Regions from separate parts of the Homo sapiens genome. Here region 1 is linked to region 2. A link is a contact called in ENCODE Hi-C data. All regions are on one chromosome and are shown on one strand. Each heading gives the region's core, a stretch centred on a gene start or an enhancer-like site at or near the end of the contact. The rest is flanking DNA. Distances are from core to core; before and after follow the strand shown. Region 1 holds the start of OR4S1 (olfactory receptor family 4 subfamily S member 1). Region 2 holds the start of OR4X2 (olfactory receptor family 4 subfamily X member 2).

Region 1 (4,948 bases), core at 784-3,283, 61 kb before region 2:
TTTGGTTACAAGGGCTTTGAGGGAAAGGATAGAGGGGTGAATAGGAAGAGAAAGGGGAATCGAAGATATTATGTTAAAACAGCTAGCAGCCACCATTGAACAACAGACTTTGATTTAGGTCTTTACAAAGTCTTATAGGTCCTCTCACAGCCTTCTGAAGCTGGTATTGTCAATATCTCCTTCTGTAAATGTGGAAATTGAGGCCCAATGAGGTTACATGACCCACGAATGTTTAAGAGATACCTAATCCGGCTCGTTTAATTGCATTCTGTACAAACTTGGCTCCCTCTAGCGGCAAAATGGAGCAAAGCAACAGGGGTTAAAGAGGGCAGCAGTCAGCTGTTCTGCTGGAGAGAGGAATCAGCACCACTGAAAGAAGTGCTGACAACTTGTTCTTCCTGGTTGTTCTCTTCATCATCCCAAGTCATCATCACCATCATTCCTGGTCTTTCAAAAGTTCTTGGTCATTCCTGCTTGGTGTCCATTTAGTCACACTTTATCAAGAGGTCCTGAGGAAAAGCTCTGAAAGCTGACTTAGGGACCTGTGTTCTAGTCCTCACCCTGCTCTGGAGTTAAAGTGTAACTTTTAGTAAATCCCTTGACCTCTCCACATTATTTATTTACTTATTTATTTATTTATCTGCCTGCTGAGAGCATGAAAGGGTAAGAGTAAAGTGGCTCTTTACTCTTAAAAGAAAAGAATGAATTCCATTGAGCACTGTGTTAGCCAACACAAAGGAATTATGTAGTGATTTTATTCATTTATCAATGAGATATCTGGACTTCCAAGACACTCCCTCATTCACAGGCCCTCACACGTTTCCTGAATGAGCTCTTAAATATCGCACTAAAAGCATCCTGGACTGTACTCTCCTTGAGGGAAAGATTATATCTTACTTTTATTTGTATTCTCACTCACTGTAAACATCCAATAAATATTTAATGAATAAAGGATTGAAAGAATATGTGGAATTATTATAACAACAAGAGCTAGGAGGATAATTGCCATTGCAAACATCAGACTGGAAATAAAAAGGCTGTGTTAGATGCTACAAGATGGAAAGTCTCCCAATTTCCTAGCTGGATTGAGATTCTCTGGAATGTCACTTCTCCCCTAAGCTCCTCTTGACCCTAAACAGCTTCCTCATGGCATTTTTCACATCGTTGTTCCTTAGTGTATAGATCAAAGGGTTCAGCAAAGGTGGCATCACAATGTTAAAGAGGATGATAAGTTTGTCAGCAGCCAGGGTGGTGGAGGGACGAATGTACATGAACATGGGGGGCATGAGAACCAAAAGGACAGTGATTACGTGTGAGCCACATGTGGAGACAGCCTTACGCCGGTCCTCAGATGACTGGCTTCTTAGGTTCAGTAAGATGATAACATAGGAAATGATAAGGATAAAAAAGGATGCTAAAGAAATCATACCGCTGTTGGCCACCACGATGAGACCTACCATGTAGGTGTCTGCACAGGCCAACTTGAGCAGGGGATGAACATCACAGAAGAAGTTGTCTATCTCATTGGGCCCACAAAAAGGCAGCTGAACCGTGAGGAGGGTCTGCAGGATGGAATGCAGGAAGCCAGCTAACCAGGAGGCCCCCGCTAGCAGGCCACACTTCCGGCAATCCATGATGGCTGTGTAGTGCAGGGGCCTACAGATGGCCACATAGCGGTCATAGGCCATGGCTGTAAGGAGGAAGATCTCAGTGCCACCAAAGAAGTGGGCAGAAAAGAGCTGGGTCATGCAGCCATTGAAGGAGATGATCTTATGCTCCACAAAAGTGTCAGCAATCATCTTGGGTATGGTAGTGGATGGATAACATATGTCAGCAAAAGACAACTGGCTCAGGAAGAAATACATGGGAGACTTCAGGGTCTTTCTAGCATTGATGGTGATGATGACCAGAAGGTTCCCCAGGACAGTGAGCACATGAAAGAGGAAGAATACCACAAAGCATGTATGCTGCATCTCTCTGCTCTCAAAAAGGCCAAATAAAACAAACTCAGTCACATTGTTCTTGGCACCCATGGATTATCTGCCCTGATGACCGACAAAGTGGCTGGCTGGCTCTGCAAAGACATAAATTATGAGACATAAGAAAGTTTTCTGAGATACCACCAAGATTATGGAGTAAGAAAGATACTAGCCTTCATCCCCATCACAAAAAATACATATATAATATATATAATATATTATTATATATATATATAAATTATATATTATATATAATAATATATATTATATATATATAATATATAATATATATTATAATATATATTATATATATAATATATAATTTATATTATATATAATAATATATATAAATCTATAATATATAAATATATATATCTTAAATATATAATATATAAATATGTATATCTTATATATATATCTCTAGAGCGAGAGAGAGACAGCTATCCACAAACCAAAATAGGTCTGCGAGGGTTCAAGGGCCCATTAAAGAATCTGCAGCAATACAGAGGAGCAAAAACATGGAGAATAGCCGCACACGAAGGATTTCTAGTGATATCTGCATACTTGAGATGCCAGGAGATGGTTAGGAACAAACAGGAAAGGTTGAGGCAATTAGTATCAGCCATGTGGTGGTAGTCATCAAGATCCCTGCTTTGCAGAGAACGCTAGCATTTATGCCACTGAGATAACCAAGAGCCATTCCCACCAGGAAACCCTAGAGAGGGAGACACAACTGTACTGCCTCCACCTGCAAGAAGCAGATGCTATTGAGCTACTTTGGAAAAGGAGCTGCCACCTCCCCAACACCATGCAAACCCCAAACTGCAGCTGCCCCTTGAGAGCTCACACTCAGACCCAGGGTCTGGGACTGCACTGCACCCACCCATGTATCAGACACTGGGCCATCACTAGAGCAAGCTCTGGGCCCTGGAGTCAAGGTCTCTCTGGGCATGCCCACACTTTGGGCACCAGTTCACCCTCCACAGAAAGTTAGTCCCTACCCCAACTCCAGAGCCATTGTAACTCTACATATATCTATGCTCCCATTCTTGGCTCCCTGGCTGCTTCAAAGCATTCACACCTCTAGCACTGTTACCTATGTGGTGGCAGGAGTGTCTTCACCCTAAGCACCAGTGTCATTATCATTCCAGATCCCAGAACCATAGTTCCTTCAGGTGTGCCCATGACCCAAGCCTCAGTTACATGGCTGCACAATAGGTGCCACCCAAAATACACCTGTGCCACCAACATCAAGAGGAAGCACACATACCAGAACCATGTCAAATGGTTCCCTAAGCCACAACTTCCCCAGTGGGAGAAAATTAAATAAGGAAGACCTTAGCAGCCACTACCAGCAACGAGCCTGAAAACCCTTGCTGTCACTGCAAACATCCAAGAATTTGGCCACTGAGGATCCCTCAAATCTGGGTCAACATTGACGTCAGCTAACAGGGCCACACAAAGACTATAAAGCCACATCCCACTGGTGCCAAAACCAATCCATCCCACCCACTCAGTCCATCCCATTATATGCTTGTGTCAGTCTGGGCCACAAGGATTGCAAAGCACCATCATGCCCCATAAGAGAAAATCTTTCCACACTGAAATTAGCCAATGAAATTTGCAAGAGATGACTACTCCACCAAATGTGCAGACATCAATAAGAGGGTAACAAGAAACAATGAAACACCAAGAAATCATACCACCAAAAGAACACAATAATTTCCAAGTTGCTGACCCCAAAGAAATGGAGGTATGTAAACAGGCTGAAAAATAATTCAACATAATTGCTTTTAAAGCTTCATGAAGTAAAGGAAAATACAGAGAAATCATTTTTAAAAAATCAGGAACATAGTAAAAAACCAAAATGAGAAATTTAACACAGATATTGAAAATACATTAAAAATCAAATAAAAAAGAGAGAAGACTTATAAATAAAATGAGAAATGAAAGAAGAGACATTACAACTCATACCACAGAAATATGAAGAATCACAAAAGACTACTATGAACAATTATAGACTTACAAATTGAATAACCCAAAAGAAACAGATAAATTCCTGGCCACATACAATCTAACAAGACTGAATTATGAAGAAATAGAATATATGACCAAACCAATAATGAACAAAGAGAATGAACAAATAATAAAAGTTTTCCATCAAAGAAAATCCCAGGAACGGATTACTACTAAACTCTACCAAACATTTAAAGAACTAATGCCAATCCTTCTCAAACTCTTCCAAAACAAAATGAAGAGGAGGGAATATTTCCAAACTCATTTTATGAGGACAACATTACCCTAATACCAAAGCCACCCTAGGAAACTAATAGAAAAGAAGACTACAGGCCAATATCCCTGATGAACATAGATGCAAAATTCCTTAATAAAATCCTAGCAAACCAAATTCAACAACACATTAAAAGGATAATCTGCTTTGATCAAGTGGGATTTATCTCTGAGATACAAGGATGGTTCAATATATGCAAATACTACATTAAGAGAATTGAGGACCAAAACTATATTATCATCTCAATGGATGAAGAAAAACTGACAAAATTCAACATCATTTTATGATAAAAACTCTCAACAAATTAATTACAGAAAGAATGTAATTCTCAACACAATAAAGACCATATGTGACAAGCCCACAACTAACATCAGATTCAATGGCAAAAAGTTGAAAGCTTTTCCTCTAAGATTGGGAATAAGACAAGAATTTCTACTCTCACCACTTCTATTCAACATCATACTGGAACTCTTACCCTAAGTAATTAAGCAATAAAATGAAGTACAAGTCATCAAAAGTAGAAAGGAAGAAATTAAATTTTCTCTGTTTACAGATGTGTGATACAGAAATCCTAAAGTCTCTCCCCCTAAAAAAGCTGTTAGAACTAATAAACAAATTTAGTAAAGTTGTAATATCCAAAATTACCATTCAAAAGTTAGTAGTATTTCTATACATTAAC
Region 2 (4,654 bases), core at 855-3,354:
CTAGAGATCTAACGTGCAACATAAGGACTATAGTAAATAATATGGTATTGTATCCTGGAAATTTGCTGAGAGTAGATTTTAGGTACTCTTACCATTAAAAAAAAGCAAACTCTGCAAAGTGATAAGTATGTTAATTTGCTTGACTAATAATTTCTTTGTGTATAGTATAGGTATATCAAAACAGTATGTTGCTCACCTTAAAGATATACAATAAAAATAATAATTTTTCTGAAATGTTTGAGAGCTGCCAATATGATGTCCCTCCATCTCTAGATATCTCAATAAGCAATTCCCTAATCCAAGAACATTCTTTGAGACAAGCACAGTACAATGATCAAAATCAGGAAATTAACATTCATGTAATTTTATTATCTCATCTACAGAGTTTTGCCCCACAAATGTCCTCTATCTAATATCCAAGATCCAATCCAGGATCACATGTTGCTTTACTTGTCACCTATCTTTAATCCAGAGTAATTCTTCTTTCTTCATCTTTACACATTTGAAGAGTTAAGGACAGTAATTTTGCAGAATATTCTTTCTTTGGGCTCTCCTTGTGTTTTTTTATGATTAGACTCAGGTTGTGTATTTTTGGTAAGAATAGCACAATAATGATATTGTGTGCCTCTCCAGTGCACCATATCAAGAGGCACATGGCATCAATGGATCTTATTTCTGGTGATACTCACTTTGGGCAATGGTTTAGAGGGGAAGGGCTATAAAGTTACATTTTTCTCTCTGTAATTAATACCCCTTGGTGTCCTAAGGAAAGATACTTTGAAACAATGTAAAATCATTTCTTATCCAAAAAAAAGTGTTTAATGACAGGATTCTATTCTGTCAAGAGCACTTTCACAAGATAGGTGACTCAGTGTAACACTGTGCACCAAAAGTCTTTATACTCTAACACTAAATTCACTCTAGGAAATAAGCCTAAAAGAAAGTCAGAAGCATGGTTAAAAATGTCTATTCAAGAATATTAACTACAGTGTTATTTATGGTGGTAAAAAATTAGTACCTCCACAAAAAGAAATACTATTCAAGTTATGAAAATGAACTTTTTAAAGAGAGAGGCCAGGTAGAATAATCTGCAACTAACAGGTCCTGTGAACTTTCCTTCAACCTATTCTGCTCCTTCAGTTTGGACTCAACAGTCATTCTAAACCCAAGTATCAATACAAAGACTCAGCCTCTATTTCTCATTTAGTCTCAATGTCCTAATCCACAGCCTCTTCATGGCCTTCCTCATTTCAGCATTTCTCAGAGAGTAGATGACAGGGTTCAGGATCGCGGTTATCACTGTGTAGAACACAGCCACCATCTTGTCTATGGGCAGAGTGGTAGAAGGCCTCAGAGAGTTGAAGACGCAGGGCCCAAAGAACAAGATAACCACAGCGAAATGGGACCCACAGGTGGAGAGGGCTTTGCACCACCCTTCAGAGCTCCAGGTTCTCAGATGGAGCAAGATGACCATATAGGATGCTAAGAGGACCCCAAAACTGATCACAGACAGGGTGCCTCCATTGGCAACAATCAGCAGACCAATGAGGAAGGTGTCAGAGCAGGCAAGTTTGAGAAGGGGAACTAGGTCACAGAAATAGTGATTGATCACATTGGGGCCACAGAAGAGCAGGTGGAAGATGAGAAGGATTTGTGCAAAGGAATGCATGAAGCCTCCCACCCATGCTATTCCTACAAGGACAGTACACACCTGCCAGTTCATGATGGTGGTGTAGCTGAGGGGCTTGCAGATGGCCACATAGTGGTCATAGGCCATCACAGTGAGCAGGAAAATCTCAGTGCCACCAAAGAAGTGCAAGAAGAAAAGCTGTGCCATGCAGCCCCACCAAGATATGACTTTCCTTTCAGCCAGCAGATCTGAGATGAGTTTGGGGGCTGTAGCGGAGGAGTAGCAGATCTCCATGAAGGAGAGGTAGCTGAGGAAGAAGTACATGGGGGAACCAAGGCTTCTGCTGGTCATGACAGTGAGCACAATGAGGAAATTCCCCAGCACAATTGCTGTGTACAAGAACAGAAATATCACAAAGCAAACCCTCTGCACCTCCTGGTTGGGAGAAAGTACCAGAAAAATGAATTCAGTCATGTTGTGTATGTTAGCCAAGAGGTCATCATCAAGAGGCAGCAATTTGGGTGGTGTGATCTGAAATGATACAAAATACTTCTTCACTCAGTGGGTGAATTACATGAAAGCCCTTGCATAGCTGAGATGCTTCTGAGTTGGAAATTGAAAGGTGAGTAGGAGTTAGTTATGTGTAGAAGGGAAGAGCATTCCAAGAAGGCAGAGAGCAAGTACAAATGCTTTGTGTGTGGCTGGAATAAAGGGGAGAATAGCAAAAAAATAAAGCTGTAGATAGACATTAGTACCAATTTGTGAAGGACTGTTAGGGCCTTTGAGGACCCTAGCAGTCCCAAAGTGTTTTTCCTTTTAGTTGATGAACATGCTTGATGATTCCCCATTGTCTGCAGGATCAGACAAAGTCTGTAGTATGTAGAACTAAAGTGTGGAAAGGGCTGTCCAGTGGAAACAGATTAGAGGAGGAGCTCTATTAGGAAGTTAATAAGTCCCTCATTGGATGATGTGGAACAGCCAGGATAGTGTTACTGTCTCCATGTTAGATGAGTGTTTTAAATTATCTTGTGCCTACAGCTTTCCTTCATGCCACTTCCTTCTCCTTTTTTTTTTTTTTTTTTTTTTTTTTTTTTTTTTTCAGACAGGGGCTCACTTTGTCACCCAGGCTGGAGTGCAGTGGTGTGATCTTGGCTCACTGCAGCCTTGACTTCCCCCAGCTCAAATGATCCTCCCACCTCAGCCTCCTGAGTAACTAGGACTACAGGCATGTGCCACCATGCTCTGCTAATTTTTATATTTTTTGTAGAGATAGGGTTTCACCATGTTGCCCAGGCTGGTCTAAAGCTCCTGAGCTCAAGCAAGCCACCCACTTCAGCCTCCCGAAGTGCTGTGATTATAGGCATGAGCCACTGCTCCTGGCCTTCTTTTCTATCCTTGGTTTGCAGAACAGTGTCCTCAACCTCTCCACATACCATTCAGAGTCTTTAGAAGAGATATCCCTAGTGGACCTCCTTTGACAATCAACATCTCCTCTTATTTCTGCTTCTCCCTCTAATTCTCACATTCTACACTTGGTCACTTGGTGAGCTTGTCCCCTTCCAAGGGCCCAGCTCAACTTAATCCATGTATGATTCTCCTCTTTACTGGGGCTTTCACTTTCTCCAGTCACATCCTCCAGTGGCAACAAAGGTCCAACACCCCCCATACACACACACACACACACACACACACACACACACACACACACATCCCAGTGCCCCCTCATGCTCTGACACATCCTTCTCCACAGCCCAGGCTTTCAACACCTCAGAGCATCACCAAGACTGCTCAGGACTGATTGGCAGGCTGTCCCAGTCCATGCTGAACTCTGTCCAAGGTGGCTAAGGTTTTGTATATCCACATAGCCTCTCCTACAGTAACACTCCAGGCCACCTGAGCCTGGGAGCCAGATCACTTCCACTCACACCACAAGGCTTCCTTGCTTCCATGATTGGGACAATCTCAGGTGATTAAAGACCACCACGAACCAGAAGGAAATCACTGATAGAACATATAGTTACAGAAACAGAGAAAGGACAGACGCCAGCCCCAAAATCTCAGATCAGCTGGGGAACTTTACCAAGAAGCTGCTCACAGAAGAGAGCACTAACAGTCTGGACTCCTGGATTTATAGTCATATTTTTCAGGGAGTGTCTGTGTAAGATCTAGAAAGTTCTTTAACCTCTCAGAGACTCAAGGTCTAAACTGTAACATGCAGATAATGCCTGCCTCACAGGTAGGTGCCATAAATCCCACTCCCAGCCCCATCCCAGGATAAGTTAAGGGCCAGTCCTATGTCCTGCCCCGGATTCCTCTCCAAGCCAGCTCCACAGTTTACAGGCCCCCTCTGCCAGGGGCCCCTCTTCTCTCAGGACATTTTGGGATCCCGGCACTTACCACACTGAATTATCATTGTTTTTGTGTGGCCACCTGCCCACTGGAGTGTGGGTTTCCTTACGGCAGAGATGATCGTTGCCCACCACTCCACCTCCAATGCTTACTGCAGTGCCAGCCATGCAATAGCCTTCAATGAATGTAGATAGGATGAATAATATTGGATATGTATCTTCCCAGCCTTCTTAGCACAGTATTTGGTAGGTTGGTGTTCAGTAAATATCGAGGAAGAAAGTTCCCCAAGGACTAACACCACGCCTTCTTCATCTCTGAATCCCAGAGCCTAGCACTTGTGTTTGTCTCAAAGACCAGATGGAGGCGAAAGCCCTTTGTAATGTGCTATACACTTCCTGGAACCATTCTCTTTACTTTCAAGGTGGAATCAATCATTAGTACAAAAGAAACCCATGGTCACAAACAAAACTCACCCCAGTGTTTCTGTGGCTTTGCTGTTCTCACCAGTTGCCTGTTCTGTCTAACCCCGGAGAGGTAAATAACACCCTGAGAATGGCCCTAGGCTCACACAGGTTTCCCAGTTAGCCAATCAAGAAGAATTACAAATGGCCACACTATCAGCCAGAGCTGCTGCCTCACTGGAGTTCCAAAACGGAGAGGATCTGCTCCCCTGCA

The links. Hi-C counts contacts between places; a loop is a spot of excess contacts on that map. Pooled maps may share reads with other maps.
Region 1: a map of heart left ventricle shows a loop between it and region 2 (3-fold over the local background). The contact joins the promoter of OR4S1 here to the promoter of OR4X2 in region 2. A Hi-C loop is called at or near these places in 4 of 168 maps with a recorded cell type or tissue (A673, CD8-positive, alpha-beta T cell, OCI-LY7 and 1 more) and 1 of 50 pooled maps.

The regions. Positions count from the first base shown.
Region 1 is chr11:48,303,308-48,308,255 of GRCh38, reverse strand. It overlaps OR4S1 (olfactory receptor family 4 subfamily S member 1), which reads right to left and starts at 2,033. Exons shown (of 1, transcript NM_001004725.1): 1 at 1,104-2,033. The coding sequence starts at 2,033. The coding sequence ends at 1,104.
Region 2 is chr11:48,242,554-48,247,207 of GRCh38, reverse strand. It overlaps OR4X2 (olfactory receptor family 4 subfamily X member 2), which reads right to left and starts at 2,104. Exons shown (of 1, transcript NM_001004727.1): 1 at 1,193-2,104. The coding sequence starts at 2,104. The coding sequence ends at 1,193.